2 separate regions of the Mus musculus genome follow, and region 2 is linked to region 1. Evidence: chromatin loops called from intact Hi-C (ENCODE). Cell type or tissue: gastrocnemius. All regions are shown on one strand. Links, peaks and the distances in the headings refer to the core of each region. The heading gives the core; the rest is flanking DNA.

Region 1 (11,655 bases), core at 1,806-9,805:
GGAAGACACGACCAAATTAGTCCTTGGAATATTTTCCTTTCTTAAAAGAGAGGAAGAGAAAGAAAAAAAATAACAATAATCTTTACTTTGTCCAGCCTTGAAGTGCTTCTCCACTTGATTCAAAGCTGCAGGCACGGCGACCCACACAGAACCTTCAAAGTCAATCCAATAGCAGCCCGAAGATGTCTGGGTGTACGCGTGTGCTCAAGTGTCTGTGACTGCGAGGCGAGCGAGCAGAGAGCTGGAGACGAAGTGTGCGTGTGTGCGCGCGCGAGAGGGGGGCAAGGGGGAGGCGCGCGCGGGCTTGCGCATTCGCGCGCGCACCGAAGCCGCTGGAAGAGGAGGAGGAGAAAGAGGAGGAGGAGAGAGAGGAGGAGGAGAAAGAGGAGGAGGAGGAAGGTGGAGGAAGCGAAGGAGGAGGTGGAAGAGGAGGAGAAAGTGGTTGTCTGTGGCCGGTGGGATTAAAAGTAACCAGACTCGTCCAGAAAACTGTGTCCAGGAAGGAAGTGACTGGAGACGAATGGGAAAAGGAGAGCAGCTCATAGCCTTAGATAGGTCGTGTAAAAGAGCGGGGGGTGGGGGGAATGTAAGGATACTGGGAGGGGACGCGGGGGCGGCAAGCAAGACGGAGCACACGGGGCTGGGGTTCTAAGCAGCACGTACGCTCCGGTGCTACCCCTGTCCCCCAATTCATTTTATTCTTGCCTTTGCCTGGCGCTGCCTTTTCCTTTCCGTTTCTCTATCCCAACCAGCCCAAACCGTTGCCTCTCCTCCCGAGCTGGGGAAATCATCAGTTTCACTCTTGCAAAAGGGGGGCGGGACTAGAACCTCGCAACATTTTAATAAAACAAACATACTGCAGCTCCCTCCTCACCCCTCCAGTCTCAACTAGATTGATAAATTACTCCACTACACTACTTTAATTATGTATATGGTATGCAGAATAAATCACTGAACATCAGTACCTCAATCAAGCACTTTTAAATGATAATTGCATCTTGGTGAATCAATCTTTCCATTCCTGACATTTTGCTAATTTTAGTTTTACGGTGGGGTAATGGCACATGCCATACGCAAACCTAATGACAATTCTTTATTGCATGAAAGGGAAGACAACACGGGGAGCGGCGGCTCCCTGCCTCTCTCCCCGCCGCTACAGAGGACGCTAGGCTCCTGCGCGCTCGCTCCCCCGGGGAGGCTGCAAGCCAGCTAGCAGGAAAGTCCTTCTGAAGTCGAGATCTTCCTTCTGACCAATAGGAGCGCGACCCTAAGAGCTGCTCTAGTGACTCCCCCCCCCCCCGCCCCCTTTAGATTCTCAGTAGCCACTTCATCCTTGCTCCGGTCCGCGCGCGCCTCCGTTACTCACGCGTAAAAGCCACGATCCAGGATGTCTGCAAGCCTCGATCCCAGCGTGCGCTTCCTGCCCGCCCAGAATGTATAAAGCTTTTGGCCTTGAGAGTCAGGAGGGCTAGGCTAGAAAGTGAGCCGAAAGGATCCTCCAATGTTAGTAATAAATTAATTACAAGTTTTTGAAATCTCGACTTTATCCCCGGGCCATTAACTTTCGAATCAATCTGGACAAATTTACTGAGAGGACAGCTTCCTCGGAGAATGCCCCCTCCTTCCCTCCACACCTTACTGGACTTTATCCAGGTCATTAGCAAGTAAACCAAAAACAACTTCCCAAATGCATTAGGCTCCCCTGACCGATAGATAGCGGGTGACTTCACTTATCCTGAAGAGTTTCAGCTGCACAGGAAGCAGGAGCAGACACTGATAAGAACTCTTAGGTTAAGGTTTAAGCTGTCGAATAATTTTCCATAGTAAAAATATAGGTTAACAAAGAATTGATACTTAGAAAAAAAAAAAAGGTACTAGATATCACGACCACACCTAAAAAGCTAAAGATTAAATATATCAACTATATACAAGTCAACCCTATGCATTCTCAAAATAGTGAAAGATTGCATGCCAGGAGTACTGTAGCTTGTGTAAAATATGAACATTTAATTTTTAATACTATGATTAGAGGAAGAGAAAGTTCACAGAGTACTATAATGTAGAAGATACAAGAGTAGACAATAGTAGCCCATAGAAATATCTAGCTAATTAAAAATATTTTCGAAAGTATATGTTTAACCCAGTAACTGGCTGAATTTCCCGGGAAGCTCTCCAGTAGGCCTGCAGAGTACTATTTTAATGCAGAGGGGCATTGTGCTTCAAAAAAGCCTCCTGCCTCATTGTGCTGTTTGAAGTTAGTAGCTTCTATCAGAGCAGTGGACTCAACATTTAAGCACCCTCCGAAGGAAGGCTTCATTTGAAAGCAGAAAGTTGTTTTTACAGGCAAGTTAAACTACATGGGAACAATCTTCAAACCTCTGGCTCCTTACCACTGAGACTATTAATTAGTACTGCGATTTTATTACAGGAAAGCATGACAAGCTGTCACAGAGCACAAGCTTTGTGACATGGTGGGTTTTTTGTTTGTTCTGCTTTTGAAAATGGTATCTATGCTATATTGTATTTGCTCCTCTTTCACATAGCAAGTGTGACTACCATGAGTTTATATAAACAGAACGGCATGTTTAGAGGTACAAGCTCTGAGCTTAGACATGCTGCATGCTAAGGCATACCTAGATATGGTGATATAAATAAAAATTTAGATTATTTTTAAGGTTTACAAAGATCCTCACAGAGCAAACTATAAGAAGGACCAAGAGAACTTATTCTCATAGTGCTTTAAATTAGTATAATGAACTATAATGGCCTATGTTACATGACAGAATTGATATAGCCAATACATGAATTCAATAATGCTCTTCTCCTTAATTATAGACAAAGTTTCTACTTACCACAGCACACTTCAGTTTTGATTTATTTTCCTTCAAAAGGAAACTTTTATTTTTCCCCACCAGGTGTCAAAGAATTGTTTAGTAATAAGTATTGTAACAAACCCGTATTTATCAACAATATTGTAAACATTTAAAAGTATGTCCAGTCCAGGTGAGGATGATTTGAAACTTTGGGTCTGGAATGTATTACAGCTGGCCTTTGAAAAGATAAGAGTTCCCCCTTTGTATATTTAGCTTCTTAATGATGTGTGAGCAAAGTTAAGATTAGTGTTAGTTTTCCTCACAAACCTTGTAGCTGAAGTGGAAAATAAATAAATATATATATAAGTAAATAAATAAGTAAATAATTTAGTAGTAATCCATGAGATTGTTAATCCAGAGTGTGTTTTATATTTGTCTTTAAGTAATGCCAGACACACATTATCTCTTTACTTTTATTTACCTAAACTGGTGATCCTTGCTACCTAATGGTATTCATTTTTCTTGTGTAGGAAGTATTTTGTTCTAGATGTTGAGAGACTTAGAATGCTCTATCCAGTTTGGGATTTGTGGTTGTAGATGTGACTCTGTGGCAGAGCACTACTAACTTTTTTACTTATGGTTTGATAGTTTACATTGAAAACACTAAAAGTGTCTTCCTAATAGATAAATCCTTTCTAGGCCTCGGTTTCCTGGTTTGCATGAGCTCTCCAATTTTGTTCTATGCTTGAAAATAATCATAATTATTATATCTTTTATATCAGTGGGGAGTGAAGCTAAGGATTTAATAAAAGGAAACTTTCCTTTAATAAAGAAGATGAAGTGATGGCTAGAATTGACCTGCCATTAAACCACCTTTCTCCTTACCTCCCTCTCCCTCCCTCCCTCTCTCTCTCTCTCTCAATCACTAACTCACTTCCTCTCTCTCCTTCTCCCCCCTCTCCCCTTCTCTCTCTGAATGTGTGTAATCACAAATATTCCTTTCATTAATTATTATAAGTGCTTAATTTTAAATATAAATAAACATTAGTTATCTCATCCAAGGATTTATTTCACAATGCATTTAGACACCTGAAGTTACAGAGAGCATGGTGATCGATTGTTTCAGCTCAAAGCTAACATTCCAATTTCTGTTTTGAGCCATCTTACTTCAGCTCCCTTTCTTCTGCCTCCCTACATTAAAGCAGCAGTCTACGAAAGCCCTATGCACTGGGTCTGCCTGCTTTTAAGCCTGGCCCACGCTGGGTGTAGCTCTTGAAGTGAGCTTTAAAAAATTATTTTAAAGTGAGCTGGGGCGGTTGCCACAGCAACCTACCCTGAGATGAAGAAAGGATATAGATTAATCTACCCCTCAAGATTATTCAAGTGTATAGTATTTGTTCTTCAGCCAGAATACTTTCATCATAAATATAATTGAACATGAAAATTTAGAAAAATAAAAATCCGAGAAACATGGTAAGATTCAAATTCCACAATGTAAAAGATATTTTAACCTCTTTGTAGTTTGTCCTATGATGATGTACATGGCCACCTAGGAATCAGCTTAATTGTAGTAGGCACTTGCAAAGGTGGCCCTTGGAAGGTTTTAGGAGCTCTGAGCAACCACCATGCCACAGCACTGCACATATCATAAAGAAGAGCATGGCCATTTAACTGTATCACTGTCACACATGCCAACATTTTAAATAAATACTTCAAGACAAAGAAACTGGTGGCTTTCCTTTCGTGGTAAGTTTGTGGCAGACGATAAATGTGAACACTCACCCTCTGCACTTCTTCACTGCCACAGCCATTGGCCTTCCACGCTTCACTTCATCTCTCCAGAGGTTACTTCACAGTTTTCAATGCTTTTGTTGGCACCTTAAAAGTGTGCAAGTATATTAAAAAAAAGTAGTTATCTTCTTTAAAGCTGACATTAGATTCCGGTAGATGTGATTTAAAACTTCTAAAGTGGCAACACTTATTATTTTAAAACCCAAATAATGATCAATTGTAATAGTGCCTATAACTTTAAAAGTAATAGTGCACACTTTTTTATATTTCACAGATTCATGAGGTACAGTGTTATTCCAAGCTGACCACACAGCACGCAGACTGAATTGCTAAAGAATCTGTACTATACAAAGGATTTGTTATATCAAGGAAAGATTTCATTGTAGGGTTCATTTCCTACATAGGGAGCCTAGCCTTATCTTTACATTTCTACCTTTAATTTTTTTATATCCGAATAAAAATTACAAGAAAAAAGTAAAGTAAAATTCATCATTAATCACACTAGTAAAATTTGTCAAACAGGGAGATATTTGGAATAATATCTAAGTAATGATTTGTAATAATGTCTAAACTTTTTCAGCAACAGGCTCATTTTACGCATTGCTTAAAGACCCACTTAGAATGCTTTGGGATTGTCAGGCAGTCCTGGCACATGCCTTTAATCCCAGCACTTGGGAGGCAGAGGCAGGTCGATTTCTGAGTTCAAAGCCAGTCTGTTCTACAGAGTGAGTTCCAGGACAGCCAGGGCTATACAAAGAAGCCCTGTCTTGCAAACTTTGGGATTAATGCTGTGGCTTCATCAATGTATATGGAATCTCTTAGTAACAGAACCTTTTCTTTCCAAGCAGTCTTTAGTTGTGTAGAGCATAGAAAAGCGCTCCTGTGTTCTAATCTCTGTCTCAGACTAGGTTTCCATGGCTTTTGTACACACATGAATATTTCCTTGGCTTTAACGTAGGACTAGTACCCCCACCCTACCCCTCAAGGACCAACCATGGCTCAGCAGAACAGGGACCAATATCAGTTTTCCCAATTGTCTGAGCAGGACTTTTCATAATGAGGAGTCATTTAGAAAACCTCCTCATCTGGGTTGCCATCCTTATAATTTATTTTTGATTATATTGTGTCAGTGTCAGAGAAATGAAGAATCAGGGTAGTATTTGTTTTAGGGTTATGGGAACTGAAGGACTTATATCCTTCAAGCTCAGGCCCACCATGCCTTAATCTCAACTTGGTCTGGTACTCAGACCCAAGTTTTCTGACACATCCTTTTCTCTCAGTTCTTGCTTGGCTTTAATGTATATTATTAAGTTGGGATCACGATATATCTCCTAGGACCTCTTAACCTTACTCTTCACGAAATAAAGTCTGTAATAAATTATCTAACACCCCCCTTCCAAATTCTCCTCTACAAAGTATGATACATTTTTTCTTCTTCTTCCCTTCTATCAGTAAGTGCAAATAAGACTTGATTGGTAATTTGCTTATAAGTGTGCGGCTGACTCGAAAGCATCTATGGGGACAGCTAAATTTAATGGGACTTTACATCTTCTCTTCCCATTGTTAAATGCTTATTGAAACACTGGTTCTACTCCATTTCATATCACAGGAGACCTGAAATTTAAGGCGTAGATTTCTCCCTTTAACCCTTTCTTCTAGAGACCTTACTAGGTCCGTGCTCTTTTCATTTTAACAGATCGTAACCAGGGGATGCGATGGAAGTTTGGGGTTAAAATTTTCCTCTGGCATTTGGTACCCACTTCTTTGTTTGTGAAGCAGAGGGGCTGGGATTCAGTCCGCAGGGCCCCATAAAGAGCAGACAAGGGACGCCTCTGGTTTCAGCAGCTCACTCGACTGAGTTATTGATTGCAGGCAGAAGCAATCCCTCTGTCTGATTTGTGTTGAAAGCTGACCCGCTGGCTGGGCGGACTGGAGAGGCACAACGGCTGCAACGTCACCCAATTACTGCTGGTCCTCCCCTCCGACATGGCTCTCCCCTCCTATCTGCTCTTCTCCGTGGGTCGCAACTTCCTCCCACCCACTTTTCTCCGGCAGACGGAGCTGAGGGGGTGGGGACTCTTTCCCCGGCTAGTTTCTAGAGCTCCCAGGCTGCTAGTGTGTGTGTGTGTGTGTGTGTGTGTGTGTGTGTGTGTGTGTGTGTGTGTGTTGAGGGTAGAAGGGGGGGCGCTGCGTGTGCCACGTGAGTGAGCCCCGGGACGGGCGGAGGAGGCCAGAACTGCCAGAGCGGGCCTGGGTTCACAAGGGTTGGGCATGATGTCTTCAACAGCGGGACAGGAAAGGGTGTGCCGGCATGCTTTCGGCTGGAGAGTCTTGGTTTGGGAGAAAGAGACTGGTGGTGTGCTGATAAAGATGGAGCGTGATGGGCTCCAGAGAATGGAGGAGGGCTCAAAGGCAGTGGGTGTGCTTTGGAAACGCGCGGTGGTGGCGCTGGTGGAGTTTCTAGGAGGGTCTGTTTTTTAGGATCCCAAGAACATTTCTTCCCAGGAACTGGAGATGAGCTTTGAGAAATCTCCATAAACATGGGGGGGGGGGGGAGGGGCGGGGTCTGGAAAAGGAACCCATCACCCACACAGCTCACAAAGTGCTGGCATGAGGTCTGTGAGGTCTGCGTTTCTGGCTACCTGGTGCATCATAAGCACTTTGCAATCAGGAAGAAAAAGAGGGTCTTTGGGCAGGTCCAAACTCCCTGTCCTATAGCATCCTGGATTTGTAACAAATCTTATAGACTAATAGGAAAAGAATCATGGCCCCAAATTAGCTTTAAACTCTAATTAAGCCCCTAGGTTCTCAGAAATATTTTTAAAACCTTAAAGCCAACCACTAACTCCAGAAGGTAAGCTACCTCTGTGAGTATATGCAGGTCATGGTATATTAAAGATCACAAAGTAGAAAGAGAACTAGGATGCTAAGGAAAATTCACAGCAAACCCGAATGAGAAGACTTTCTTTCCTCTTGCACAACTTTCTTTTGTTACCACTTGGAAACAGTGTTGGGATATTGTGCAAAAATAACCATCAGGAGATGCAGAATCTTGTGAGGTTCTTTGCTTGTCTAGGGTGCTGAACCAAAGAGAGCAAGTGTAGTAGAGAGGATACATCAATGGTTTAGACCACAGGGCTCTACACCTCTAACCCAAAGAAAGATGTGTGTTCCCTACAAATAGGATAGATGCTAGACTAACACTTGGCCTTCCAAGTTAATCAAAACTAAAAAAAAAAATTATTCCTTCAATCACATTGTCCATATTTTAACTGCTAAATAGGCCTGTGTGGGTAGTGGGACCTCTGAGGTAGGCATAAAAATATGCCTTTTATTACATGGAGTCATTCTGCCATAGTTTTAAGGGAAAATATTCGCTTAAAACTGCATTATGTTATGTTGATAACAGGCAGATTTCTAGGATAGTCTGCATTTCTAAGGAAGTATATTACATCACATTGGCAGCAACGTGAAAAGTTTTAAAGTCTGAATTTTAGTGTCTTGCCTGCTGAGAAAGATACTGGGAAATACCCAGTCCATGTACCTTTTTGTTGCTTTTAAATAAGGAAGGTGGGTCAAACTCAGAAGGCCTAAGTGATCCACATCTCTAAAATTGGAACGAAGCTTAAGTCTTCTGATGGGTTCAGTATCTTTTCTGTTGACCAGGACATCTTGGCTGGCTTGGCCAGGGAAACTGACTGTACTAGAAGGTGCCTTGATAGCTTTTAGGTAGTTTTTTTTTTTGTTTTTGTTTTTGTTTTTTTTTAAGAGAGAATGCCTCTAAGCATTCACCCTAGAGAAAAATGCATTTCATAAAGGATAAGCTGCATGAGGACTAACACTGTCTCCCAAACCTAACCTGCACGATTGATAGTGTCAGACAGCCACATAATGCTTTTGCAAAGAGAACAATTGAGATATAATACTGTGTTTACTTGTACTTAAAACTTATGCAGAACTAGCATTATGCTTTTAAAATAAATGGTAAGCAATATAAAAGTAAAAGAAAAAGGTGTTATCTGAGGTGAGACTTGCTAGCCAACTATAATCCTCCTCACATTTGGTAAAATTATCTCATTCACTGACTTCACAAAGGAGGGATTTGGTCTGAAATGTTAACAATGTAAATAATGAAATTACAACTAATACTACATAAGATGGGTAATAAACAACCAGTGCTATCAGATTTTAGACTGAGCATAAACTTTGGGACTTCAATAGGTTGCTAGGGGATTCATTTTGCTGTATCTGTTCTTTACAATTTTCATTGTTAGCTCATGTGAATGTTCATATTAATTCTGCCCATTTATGGTACATTTATGGTAATTAACCCTTAATGAAGATGATCTCTGTTCACATCAACATATTCACTGATGGAAAATAATGCTAAAATGATCATTCTTTTGAACATTGGACTGATCCATATTTGAGCTAATATCTATGTCTCATGTCAATTTACCGTTTGCTCATGTTTGAAAGGATTCTTGGCATACTACCTGAAATCTAAGATGCTATATGAAAATGCCTCAGTGCTCTGCAGACAATGAAAGTCTCAGCTTCTCCATAGCTGTTCAGCTTCTCCATAGCCTACAAGTGAAAAGGCTGATGGGACTCTGAAGTGAATATAGCCAAACATCAACTGAGGGAACACAGGCTAACTGATCACTCACACCCCAAGCTTCTTGCTCGGTGACTTGGTTTCCTCAGGTATACTCCACATGTGGACTCTAGTGTGATATCATCCATGCTTTGCTATGAGGAATGAATGAGCTGCTTGACAAGGAACAGGGCTGAGAAAACAAACTGCAGTAATTCTGTGAGAACAATTCTCACTTCCACACTTCCAAGTCCCTACTCACTCCTGCAGTGGTTGTCATAGAAAAGTAAGTGGGTCATCAGAGACTTGAGGATTGATTCAGGATGGGGACAGGTCTGAAATTTTACCTTTGAAGAATTGGAAATCTCTCTAGACTTAAAATCCTGTTTTCCTGGGTCAGGTTGACTTTTTCACAGGTGTGTGGTCTCCAGGCTACTTTTAGCCCTCGTGGCGGCTGCTCTCTGCTTGTTAGCTGCCTTGTGGCTGAAAACGCACCAGATGCTCCAAGCCCATCCTTTTCACCCCAGTTGACCTTTGGAATGCAGTTGTCGGCCAAGAAGACACTGATATCCCCAGTCTCCTGCTAGCAGATTCTTTAGGGCAGTGGCTGCTCAGATAGTCTCCTGATGTCATTGCAAATGTCTGATGGCCATCTATGGCAACTAGACTGGGCACAGGCCTCCTGGGAAGGGGGAACTCATGGAATGCCTAATGTAGCATTCTGTTCAAGAAGGATCTAAGGGCAGTACTCTGTTCTGCTGCATGTGTGCTAGATATCACTTCTGCATTACACTATACAATATGAAAAACATGGCCTCTCTGGACTGTTAGTAATGTCTGGAGTGGGACACTCATTTGTCTATTGGTATAAGTATATATTACAGAAAAACCCGAATCAGTACATTAAAGAATTTTTTATGAAGTGTTCATGGTAACATTTTTATTAAGAGAAAAGGAGTCTAGAAAGAAGGGGCTAGCATGACAAACTGTGTTCCCTCTACCTTTTAATGTAATTTTGAATGATTATTATATTTATAAATGAGAGTATATATTCTTTTAAAATATCTTATTTATAACCTAAAAATTTAAGTTAAGCAGAGTAATTTAAGAAACTTAAATTTTTTGTTAAGATAGAAAGAAATATGCAAAATATCTGCTTCCAATAGGTGTTAGTTCTATGTAGATTGTACATAGGTATATACATAATTATCCTAATATTCTCACTTCCTAGAAAGAAGGACATTTTTGATCGTTTTGGATGAAAGTTTCCTAAATATTTTTGGAATACGGTGATAATAAAGGCTAAAATGTCAACAACAGAAAGAAAATAAATGTAAATCAGTGGCTAACAACAGTCTTCTTGCTGGTTTCGTCTTTGAGCCAAAGACCCAAACCAATAGATTTGACTCGCCTTTGCTCTATTTATATTTGAGTCTTTCAAAGCAATTATATTTATAATCTAGGTGTAATACTTGAGATATATACTGAAAAATTCAATATTTTTAGTATGTATATAAAATACTTCTCATTTTTATGACCACTTGCTACATTTTAGATTGCACCAATTACTCTATAAATGTTATTACTTTTATCCAGACTACAGCCTTTTTAAATGCTTTTATTATTATCTCTATCTGATAGATTTTAAGAACAAAAATGTAAACTAATGCCTTACTTTGTCTGCTCAGATAGTCCATAAATGTCAAAGGACATGAAACCAGGCTTATTCACTTCCAAAACTCTGTTCTTAACTATGATACTTTTGGAAAATCAAATTCAGCAGGGATTGATATAATCACACAACTGGAATAACTTCTGAAAAATACATCTATTCACAGGTTATCTGCTTCACAGTGGCTACTCCCAGGCACTAGTCACTCACAGGTATTTTTGCTTGAGTCCCTTAGAGGTCTCCTTAGAAATTTGCTTTGTATTCTTTAGAAGCATCTCTGTGCTAAAGAATCAGTGTTGTTATTGTTGACTTTTGTTGTTGTTGTTGTTAAAAGTAAATCTAAAGCACATGTTTTAAATAAGGTGAAAACGAGGATTTGATCATAAAGCATCAAATGTTTGACATTTGGACAATAAGCAGACATTGAACTACAGATAGAAAAGAACAATTTCAAGCTTCTTTCTGGAAGGAATGTATAGCCTTTGAAGACAGAGGTTTGATGTGCAGCATTGGCCAAGTCTGGAAGTCAGTGCTACTAATCGATAGGTATATAGGAGATAGGATAGGAGAGGTATATAGGAGATAGGATAGGAGAGAGCCAAAGGCAGAGAAAGGTAAACCTGACAGGAGATTAGAACCCAGATTTACCAGAGAAGATGGACCTAGCCCTAACAGTTTGCTGAAAGAAGGATATGAAATTTTATTTTTGCCTGGCCTATAGAAAATGTCCAATAAAGTATTCCACATTTTTATTTCATCTTCAACTGTCTCTCATGCCCCTT
Region 2 (11,655 bases), core at 1,959-9,958, 84 kb before region 1:
ACAGCAGGTGGCAGGGGGCAGTCAGAAACCTCTTACCAGCCCTTGTGCATTAGTTATTGCTGAGGCCAAAGGGTTAGAGAAAGATCAATGAAGGTTTGTTGATCTGACACAGGAACCTGTGCTTAGGGAAATGGAAGCTGTGCATCTGAGTTCATCTGCTGGGACTGCAGGTTTCATCCCTTTATGAAAGCCACAGCAGCGGATAGTGGCAGCAGCAAGCCACCCCTTTCCCCTCACCTCCCTCTCCCCCCTCTCTCCTTAGATCTCTGTCTCTTGTGCATGTGTGGATCTCTAGCAGGAAGTTAAAACTTTTGAAATAATTTTCTGAATTATTTCTGTGTAGATGTATTTCCACACAGCTATTATTGCCTTTTTTTCCCCTCTAAAAGGAAACACTTCAATTTAGAAATTAGAACCCCAGGAAAGTCAGGTTTTCTTTCCCCCACATTAGTTTGCTTGCAAACTGAATGGTGGATTCTAATGACACACAGATTTCGCCCTCTAATCAGAACCTACCAATTTATTATCATACAATTTATTACTATTTTCTCTAATATAAGTAGAATTTCTCCTATTCACAGAAACTCGCTTATGGAAGGTGTTGAACTGTTTTTCTGGATTTTGATGACTTGTTTTCTGGTTGCTAACAACTAGTGCCTTGGTCTGGGAGCCAGTGGTCAAATGTAGACTTCAGAACGACTTGTTTGCTGCACCTCCAATCAGAGAAAGTTTCCTTCCCCATCACGGTTCATCCACACTGTCCTTACAGAGCAAACTAGGTGTGGCTCAGAGTAAACATCAGTGGTTTAGAAATGCTATTTCCCCCAGTGGCAATATACATTGTGGGTGTGTGACTGGAATATTTAAAACACCTGCTGTCCTGGAACTGAGCCAAATGTATAATACATTAGCAAATGCTTGGCTCCCTTCCAGCAGCATGGATCATACTGCCATCAAAATACTGAGGGAGTTGGCACAGAGACACTTAAAAGTTTCACTAGAAGCAATTTAGGACACGCATGTGTTTTTATCGTTAACAGGATCACCACACTAAACACCTCTGACTGGTTAGTATTATAATGAAATTAATTATTTTGAGTCAGAAAGGAAGCAGCAGCAGAGGAGAAGAACTCTTTGTTAGATTTCTGATTACCTTCTCAGGCTTTTAAAGTTCAGTGTCTTCACACTCCACCCCTCTCACACACAAGGCTTTTTCTCAGAGGCACACAGTTAAGAAGGCAAACTACACATTGAATTATAACCCTAACAAAGTTTGCTAATAGAAACTGGGATAGGTACCCTGTTAGATGGAGTCCTTATTTCTTTTCAACATTATTTTTGATGTTTCTTAATAGGATTAGTTTTCCATTTGTGCATATTTTCTCAGTATAAAAAAATCAGTAGACTGTCAGAAGAACTTCATTAAATACCATTTATCCCTCTATCATGTAAAGTACTTCACAAAATGACTTCACTCCTTATGCTGAGTACTCATTTCTCTCAGGTCCTTAAACACAGTAGGGCAGGCACACTCTGACCCTTAGCTTATAAAACGATTTTTAAGTTGTAAAAACAAAATTTACTGCAGAGTTCAGTACTTATAAGGGGTGTGGGGGTTATGTGTGAGTGTGTGTGTGTGTGTGTTCAATGTTTTAAAACTTGCCTAACAGGGAGCAGCAAGAAAAGAAATGGTGTGGCATGCCTGAAGATCACACACCCTACTTGTGCTAATGGCCATGTATATTACTTGTTGATGTTCACAGTAAGACCAAACACGAGGTTACAATTTAAAAAGCTGAATTTTAGTGGAGTTTTGAAACATGCCCAAGGTTGCAGTTTATACAAGTATGGAAACGTGGTTTGTGAGTCTCCAGGTTGTACCTGCCTCTTGTACCACGTTAGCCAGTGCAGTAGTGAGAAAGCTGGGCTTTCAGGCGTCCAACTTTCTATAGTATATAGAAAGCTTAAGGGTCTACATTTTTGATACTTTATGTGTACAGAGGCCTGTTCTGTTTGTATAGTTATTAAAATTGCATATTCTTAGGAAACTTCAAGTTCTTCAATTTTATGTACAGATTCTTATATTGCTTTAAATATGTGACCTCAGTTTCTATAAATTTTTAGTATACTGTATATAATAAATATTACCCAGAGAATTGCGTGTGCATACAATAGGTATAAATTGAAATCACATGCATTTAAAAATGACTTACATACAATCACAGATATTTACACGGTCACTGAAACAGCTTGCAATGCACAAACATGCACTCTCACACACACACACAAGAAAAGCTTTTGGGTTTTCTAAAAACATACACGTACACTATTTGTACAAATTAAAATAGGTTAGCACTTTAAAATTTTCTACTCTTTATATTTTGAGATAGCTAATTTTACTCAAAACTTTCCCAGGTTTTCTTTCCTGCTATTCTCCAGCTTGAGTCCATCGTTTCTTTTTCATCGCATATGTTATGTGATGTTTTTATCACATATAATTCCACACTGAGCAGTTAGTGTTTCTTGGGTCTGGCTCTTCTCTCTTAACTACCTCCCTGCCCTTTTCCTACCCCTCCCTGTATGTTCATGTAGTGTCATTATTAACATGCTGGTAGTTTTTAGCTTTGCCCCCTTCTCATGTCGCTCTGAATCAGCTCATCTTTTGAACGATCTCCCTTACAGCCTTTGAAGCTCCTTTCAGAATTTTACTGTTTTGAACCTACAATAATAATACATAATACTTTTAGGGTTGAATATTCTGCTTCCTACTAGTATTAGTCTGTCCCATATACCACCATCATTATGATCTTCATTATAAATTTTACTATGGGCCAGACATCTGTTCCAAGTCTTCAAAATGTTCTTACTTGTCACAGCAGTTATATACTCGTTATTATTACTAATCCTGTTTGCAAAGTTGACCTTGAGACACAGAACCTAAACAATCTCAGGGACAAAGTGTCAGTCATACAGCAGAGAGAAGCAGACAACTCAGGTACTTTCAGAGCTGCTGCTCTCTGACATACGCTATGCTGCCCTCGTTAGACACCCCACACACCGTCTCTCTAAACTGTCTAAACTAGTTGGTTCACACGTGCATTTTCTATATTAGCTAGATGGTTGGAAGAATCAGCGATCATGTTGTATACACCTTTCTCTCTCTCTTTCCTAGTGTTGCTGAGTTCTGTACGTAGTTGTAATTTAATAATTATTGCTTGAATAAAAAAGATCTACAGTCAAAAATAAAAATTTAAACATAAAGACCAAAAGGTCACTTTTATATTTGATAATAAAATGTAACTACCATCCTGATTGAATCAGTAATCCACAAAATATATCCAATTTAATGCTATTATCCTCAATCAAAATGGCCTTATTGCTTTCTTTACTACTGTAGTTAACAGTACTTTATTGTCATTAGAAGCATCTGATATGCACATACACACAAAAGTGGAATTTATCTTGTCTAAACCAACTTGCTTGTTTTATTTTGACTTCTATTATAGATAAATAGTCCTGAAGTTGTTTCAAGTCCCTACAGATTAGGAGGTAGTCAAATCGATAGCAACTACATAATACATAAAGGATGGATGCAAATTTTATAGCGAAGAAATTAATTATTAATTTGTATCTGTTTACTGTAACAAAAATTTGTTGTCAGCTCTTTCTGGTTTAACAATGCTTGAGTTAAGGTTGATAAATTATATATGAAAATATGACTGTTTAAGGGCAAAATGACTCTAACATAATTATACTTTGAGATGTTTATGAATGTCATATAACCTATTGTATGTAGAAACTCAGAAACAGTTCTTTCTGTATGCTAGCATAGTGAATATATGCTATCTAACAATATTAAATTTTTTATGTCAACAATTAAAAAGACAATATTTTGCATTGCAAAGACTGTTTTATAGTGAAAAAGATACTATAATATCGAAGATAACCATTGCCAAAGTTGAGTGAATAATGACAATTTTGTTTTAAAGTATACACGTCAACAGCTTTGTCCCTAGAACACAGCTCTGAGTGGCTCACTATCTAGGTTGGAAATGGTTATGCAGGATTGTGTGTCCTATTTTTCCATGCCTGCAGTAAAGATACAATATGGGAATTCAGCTTGGTAATTACTAATACACCACACAGACACAATTACACCCTGTGTGCTGCATAAAGGAATCACTTGTGGTCTGCATCCATTACAAAGAGCGGTAGGGGGCCAACAGGGAAACCGACAAAATGCTTTACAAGACGGAAGGAGACCAGAAGAGTCAATGTACACAGATACAAGGACCTTGATTCTTCTAGCAATGATTTAAGTCTCTTTCCATCCATTAGTTTCCTTTGTCTCAGGAGTCCTTAGCTGCATTACAGGAACTGAAAATAACAATGCTCAGACCCATGCAACTCCTGAGCTGCGCTGACATCTCCACTCCTGTTGCTATGTTTGACCTGATTATTTAGATTACTTAACCAAAAGAAAACGATGTGTGTGTGTGTGTGTGTGTGTGTGTGTGTGTGTAATCACCACAGCAAAAACTGTCTATGTGTCTGTGTAAAAAATGGCTTATTCAGAATGCCAGTTTTAAAAACAGAAAGCCATCTTCTAAAGGATTTTTTTTGAGATGGTTTTTATTCCATTTTAAGAATTAAAAGGGAAAAAAAAAACCTGCTTGGGTGTAGACAGCTTTAAGAAAGTGGTTAAATAGGGGATCTATTCCGCCAAGCCTGTCCTTCCACCAAGGGCCTTAAGCCAACGCGTCAGCTGCTGCTCTGCAGCCACAGTGAGTCACACAAGTAATCTCTCTGTGAAACTTGAAAGTTTTGAGTTTAATTGCAAGCAGTAAGTAGGGCTTTTTTTTTTTATTATAACAGAGTTTCCTGTTAATTATTACATGATGTACATAATTTTCCAACATTTTCATTTAAGAATCCTTTTTCTTAAAAAAGAAAGCCTTACAATTATGAAATTTTAAGACCTTACAAAAGTTACTTATGGCAGTTTGTCAGGTTCTGTGAAACAAAGCCTTGTCTTTCAGAAAATGTTTACAATCTATGAAGGGGAAAAAAACTATCCTGGGGCTAAAATGTTTACTGGCACCTCGAAGTCTGAAGAGAGAGTCCAGCCTGTGGTTTCTGGAGGGCACTTTATCATGGCCTGTGTTCTCAAAGGTTTCTCTGAATGAATAGAACTGGATTACTCAGCCCTCTGTTCCACGCCTATTCCTCTCCATTTTCTTTGGCACGACTGAGAGCCAGGCTATTTTTAGTTAAGCAGTTTTCTATTTTTAGGCAACTGCCAGTTAGAAGACATTTGTTAGGAAAAAATTAAACACACACACACACATATACAGACACACACACACACACACACATACACGCGCGCACACAAACACACACACACACACACACACACACACACACACACACACACACACACACACACACGAGGAGGGAAGGAAGCCTCTCTCCACATATTGTGAAGCAGCCTTCAACCTGTATCTCCAGGCATTTCAGCTGCTTTCAATCTTGGAAAAATAAAGAAAAATTCAGAGTTCAGGGTTTTAAAAATAAACCTACCCTCTGGCTAACAGACCATAATACAACAAGCTGTTACTATGTGAAGCATTGACTATAGAAATCAAGAACACTCTCCAATGATTAAACTGAGAGAAAAAGTTGAAGAGCATTAGGTTATAGGAATGTTACACAAGTATGTAACAATTTTCCAGCCCTTTAGCCAAAGTATCCTGTTTTAGAATTAGGGGGTGGGGACTCCTCTGTCAAGGCTGTGGGATAGAACTTTAAAGTGGAACTTTTAAATCAAACTTTAGGAAGATATCTGCTGCATTTTGTTAATATATTTTATGGGTTTTTTCCCTAAAATTATAACCACCTGTTTACAGAGCAACTCTATATTTAAAAAATCAAACCCAATGGGAAATCAGACTCCAACATATCCATACCATGGACAAACCTGGTCTGTACATACATTTTATGACTCTATCACTGCATTTACATATTCTTTAATATTTAAATATATATTGAAAAATCTATAGATCCTTAATCTTATTTTTACTTTAAATGGCAATAAATACTTACACACATCAATGTATTCCACTCATCATTGAAAGGTCACTCTTTCATTTACAAATCTACCATGAGGGGCTGGAAAAATGGGTCAATCAACAACTAAGAGCATATAGTGCTTTTTGAAGGGACTCAGTTTTGGTTTCGAGCTGCCATATCTTGTGGCTCAGAACTTCCGGTAACTACTACTCTATGAGCTCCATCCCTATGCACATTATACCACACCATACACAAGTGATCAAGAAAATAAAAACCTTTAAAAATCACTATGACCTGCCTTTGGGTGCCTGAAGTTGTAATTTCCTTTTCCTTGGATAACCCACACTACAGGCAGTGGGACTTCCCTACAGTGTGAATCCACACTGGGCTTCAGGGTAGTTACAGTTGCATCCCCAGCAGCCAGCAAGATGCTTGGCAGTCAGACTCAGCATCCCCATTACCACTGGATGAAACAGCAAAAGCTATACGTGTTTTGTCCACTCTGGACTATCTGTTCTGGGTTGGGGAACAGTGAACCTGGCACAATCATTTCATTTCATTTAGCACCATGTCTTGCACTTTTATTTTCTAAGTATTTGTGAAAAAATAAACATTATATTGACTTTTGTTTAAATTTCTTAATTTCTGTGAAATGCTAGCTATTTATGGAAAGTATGTTATTTATTAAATTATACATTTATTAGCATAAAATATACATCTTAAGTTAAGAACTTGTTTCTCTTTGCTACCTTAATTTTTTCATTGTCTGAACTTCCTCCTTGGCTTTCAAAGTATAAACAACTTTTATAACTAAACAGCTTACAATAGGCTCTGACATCTTTTACAGCCCATAATCCTAAATAGAGGCCCAGGAGAAACTTCAATAGAAACAATACCAACTCACATTACATAATTTCTCTGCAGGCAGACAATGGGTGTGTTATGTTACTGTAACAGTGTTTTGGGGTGCTGGAAATGAAACCAGCCACCTCCCATCATAGGCATATATTCTAACACTGAACTACATCTCCTTGAAATTAATTTTAAAAATTTACCTTTAATCCCAATTTGTGGGCATTTAGAATTTATATTTCTGAAAGTTCAAATTAAATGATGTTGTTTCATTAAAATGCTCGCAATACAAAAATGACCATTTAACTTCTGCTTTTTTTTAAAAAATATGAAAGGAACTCAGCACAATCATAGCTAAGGAGAACCAATCACTGGAATCTGGTGATTCATGTCCTTCATTAGGTGGTGTCCAAACCATGATGTCATCTCAATGGACAAGAGTGTTCGGCTCACCAGTACACTTCATACTGTAAATAGAAACCCTTGACGATGCACGGCTATGTATGAAGGTACAGCTGCATTTGGTTCTTGACACTCTGAAATACATCTGGATAGCAAGAGAGAAGATCTGAACCTTCACTTAATATCAATGTATATGAGTATATAAGGTTAGTGGCTCCATTTACTGACCAATGTTGGCTTATTTCAGCTTCTATAAAATGTGGTTCTATTATCCAGGACAATTCTTGTGACAAGAATGACTCCTTTATCATCATAACATAAAAGCTAAATATAAAATTTATTTAAAAATATATACATTAGAACAAAAGATATAACTCAGGAGGGGAGTACTTTTCGAGAAAAATCAAAACTTGGGGTTGGACTTCATTACTACTCTCTCTCTCTCTCTCTCTCTCTCTCTGTATCTTTATCTCTCTATATATCTATATATCCATATATATATAGGTATATATATATGTGTGTGTATGTATGTATGTATGTATGTATGTATGTATGTATGTATCTATCTATCTATCTATCTATCTATCTATCTATCTATCTATCTATCTATCTATCAAAAGTACTGTGTTTCAGAAACTGAAAGAATAAAATAGATCACTTTTCAGTTACTAGCTATTCCTAGGGTCACTGTCACTTCAGTTTTCCTCTCTATGAAATAGTCTAGTTTGCTATTATAAGACTATGGTATTTGGTTATAAGTAAGGGAGGATTTGCATGTTGTTTTGAAAAATACACACAATTCAGAAACTGAGGTGGTGCCATAATTGACTCAATATATGTATATATATATATATGGTTTTTTGTAGTATTTTTTGTGAGAATAAACAAACATTCATTTACAGATGCTGTTTATAATGCTTCCTCCCTCAGAACAGCAGCCCTGAGTAGTTACTGAGTTTATTTACTGAAACATAGAGATAAGATATTTAATTGATATGAAGAGGCTTTCAGAATCTAATTAACCTCCCAGTTAGTCATTAACTCTATGACCTTTACAGATAATTGACAGAAAGTTTCTTTTTCTTATTCAGTTCCTCTATGAAGTGGCTGAATTTCAGGGTAACAGGAGGCATGCTGTGAACAGCAATGGGATGTAACTGGATAACGTGGCAAGTAGGGAGCTACTGTATCAGAAATACATAGTGTTCTGTAACATAATCTACCCATGTACTCTGTCCTGTGTACATGCACCACTAATGTAATATAGTTCTTTCAGTGATTGAGCTTCATGGTCATTTTCAGACTGTTCTAAGGATTCTCATGACCATGAGGACAGTAAAGTCAGTGGCAGATGTTCTACTGTCCTTCTGACTAACCCCAACCAAGAACATTACACTTCCCCAGCAGCTTTGAACTTGGGCTCAGAAACTTCCTCCTTACCTGCTCTAGAAAGCCACTACCAAATGACTGGTCACAGGAGAAGGGAGCCTAGTGTGATGACCAAATGCCCTGCTTGCCTCAAGTGTGGCTTGCCTGCCAAGTCATATTGGGTGTTAACAATGGTACTTCCTAAAGAAAACCAACTCTTGCCTGGAAGAAATAGTATTTTTGACTATCAGTGTAAGGAAATATTACTGGTATTATGCTAAGAATCTATTTTGTGATATGACCCTGACCTGTAAAAGTACAAAGAAGAAATAATGTACAGTCAAAGTTTCAAATTCCATTCAGAAGACAGCGAATGGTCCCAAAGACCAGCATCAACGAGAAGCATGCCAGGAATACATAGTCCTATGTCACACATAGACTCATCACACTGGAATCAACACTTTAGGAAGACACTACCAGGAATGCAAGATTTGGCCCGAGGCAATTTGTCCCACTGATCTTTCTTCCTAAATTCAGGTAAGGGCCCTGAAACATATTCTTCCCCAGGAATCAATGGACCTTGGCATAGAAAACATACTTTTCGCCAGTACTAGAAACAATATTCCTCTTAGGTTTCCTGTGCCCTTTATATCTTAGTCTGTATCTACACCTACATCTTCATCTACCTATTTGTGTACACACACACATCTGGGTGTACATTTGTGTGTCAATGACTGCATGTCTGTGTATAGGGTGCACAGTGCGATGTATATGTGAAGGATGGAAGTAAGTCTTGCCTGTTTTTTTTTTTTTTTTTTTTTTTTTTTTGAACCAGGTTTTACACTGGGCTTTGGGTCTTGCTGATTAACAGTTTTGTTAGGCAGAAGCTGGAGGGATCCTCAGCTGGATTTGCATCTCCGGTGTGGGAATGTGCACGGCTGCTGAGGATTGACCAAGGGTGCTCATTCTTGCACAGCAGACAGGGCTACCTTCTCAGTGCATGTTTTGCTTTCTGACAGAACAATGACATTTCTTCACTTCAAGTTCATTTGAAAAGTCACTTTAACTACTAGAACAGATGAAACTAAAACAAAAAGGAAGTCTCCCTAGACTTTATTTATACTATAATGAGCATCAATAAGTTGATATATATTGAGTGCCAATGGTGTCCTATTGTTATTTCCTTCAGTCAAATAAAAACTAGTTGTAATTTAAAAAACAAAGCAAACAAGCAAACAAAACCCCACAACTTCTCCAGCAAAACAATGCATGTGCTAAAATAAACAATTCAGTTCTAAGAGGCACCATTACCTTTTATTTTAATTTTAGGTAGGACTGAGAATTGTCTCAAAAACTTCACTTCTGAATTTCAGTATAGATTGAGTAACACATTTGAGAAAAATGTTCTACCCTTTAATGTGTTAAATGACAGTTTTAAAATTCAAACAATGATTCATTTATATGCCTGGTATCAACAGCTAGCCTACACTCTTTGGTTCAAACAGGTTGTAATCATCAAATCCTACCTGCTACAAAATATGCAAAATCACCAAAATGGATGATTCTGATCTAGGCTAGGCGTTTTTTCTCCCCTTTTCCCTAATTGTTAAGAGAGAAAAAAAAAGATATGAGGACTTTAGTTTGCTGTAGTTCAGTAAGGCACCATTGAAAAGGTAATCATGAGGAATGGTGAGGACTCATCCTGATGAAGTTAGTCCTGGAAAAAGGCTGTGCTTTCAAATGTGTGGCCCTGTCTGCTCTCACTGCTAACGACTCTCCGATGACCCCGTCCATAATATTGATGCTGTTAAAGCCGCCAGAGCTGGGGAGTAAGGGAGTGTACAAGAAGCTCAGCTTTACTGCCTCATGCATAGAACTTGAGCAATTGAACGTGTACATTATTCTTTTTCAGCAATGATTGCTTGCTTAATAAATGAGATGCCAAGCAGATTTTTATGTTTATAAAATATATGCAAATGAAATAAAAGCATCATTTTAGAAAGAAATGGCTTTTAAAAATTGGTGTATAAAAACCATTATAGTATAATTCTAAGAAATATGAATATATCAAAATTGTAGTCTGACTTATTAGGACAAATGCAAATACAATTTATAGATTTGGTGAATTTTTAAAAGATATATAAAAACAAAAGTGAAAATCTGCAAAAGCCTTTCCAAAATTCAGTTTATTTCTTTTTCCTTGGAAAGCTCAATTTAGAATGTTTAAATATGTATGAGATATGCTAATACTTTGTTAATAATTCAAATAATCTATTGAAAACAAGTCTATACTTGATTTAACATAGGGTAGCAGAGGTCTCCTGAGTCCTTAGCCACATGAACTATTTCAATTATGTGTTATGGTAAATCTATGGAATATTTCTAATGTAAATCATGGACATTATTTCTTTAAGTCTCCTCCTAAAGAGGACTTTTTCAACAAAAATTACTAATCACAAAGTTAGGCAGTGGTCCAATGTTGCATCAAAAATATGTAAATTGGTACCATGGAGATCTACCAGCTCTCCCTGAGACAAAGATTTACCTAGCACCGAAACTCCGCCCACATGGTTAGTGGCCCTCTATGGTTTAGACCACTTGCAGATGTGTTTTAGCCAGACAGTGAGGTTACTGATTGACTGTGGTTACTGGCCTGAGGTAAGTTGTGTGTTTAGTTTTTACTAAGTCTTGAGTTCCAAACTGGTATCTTTTTAAACGAAGTTTCACACTCTGTATTCTAAAGTTATACTGCTGGAAAGTTTGCCACTTTTGAAATGTACCCCTCATATATCAATGTGAAGAATGAAGTTATGATGAATTATAGGATTTATCTTGGGGTTACTCTGAGGGTACTATTAGTTAAAACACTCCCTCTTCACATTTCAGTTAGACCAGTGTGGTCTCACTGACCTTTTGTGAAAACCATTGGCTGAGGATCTTCCCTGTTCAGTGAGCAGCCACGAG

What was found. Hi-C counts contacts between places; a loop is a spot of excess contacts. Peaks named below come from ENCODE experiments on the same cell type or tissue, not always from the same donor. Only the 100,000 strongest peaks of a DNase experiment are listed, where the experiment ranks them.
Region 2: it touches region 1 in a loop (2.7-fold over the local background); 3 of 42 quality-filtered maps call a loop at or near these places.

What each region holds. Positions count from the first base shown.
Region 1 is chr13:83,513,421-83,525,075 of GRCm38, reverse strand. It overlaps Mef2c (myocyte enhancer factor 2C), which reads right to left and starts at 333. Exons shown (of 11, transcript NM_001347575.1): 1 at 1-333. In gastrocnemius, for the core only: no CTCF peak of the experiment used is centred there; a DNase peak (open chromatin) is centred at 6,718; H3K4me3 peaks cover 3,445 bases; H3K27ac peaks cover 6,294 bases.
Region 2 is chr13:83,597,612-83,609,266 of GRCm38, reverse strand. All of the region lies in intron 3 of Mef2c (myocyte enhancer factor 2C), which reads right to left. It overlaps Gm52043 (a long non-coding RNA gene), which reads left to right. Exons shown (of 3, transcript XR_003950628.1): 1 at 1-7,529; 2 at 9,055-9,228. Among named protein-coding and RNA genes, the nearest start is that of Gm52043, 22 kb to the left of the region's middle. In gastrocnemius, for the core only: no CTCF peak of the experiment used is centred there; DNase peaks (open chromatin) are centred at 4,254, 4,749 and 5,311; H3K4me3 peaks cover 527 bases; H3K27ac peaks cover 5,371 bases.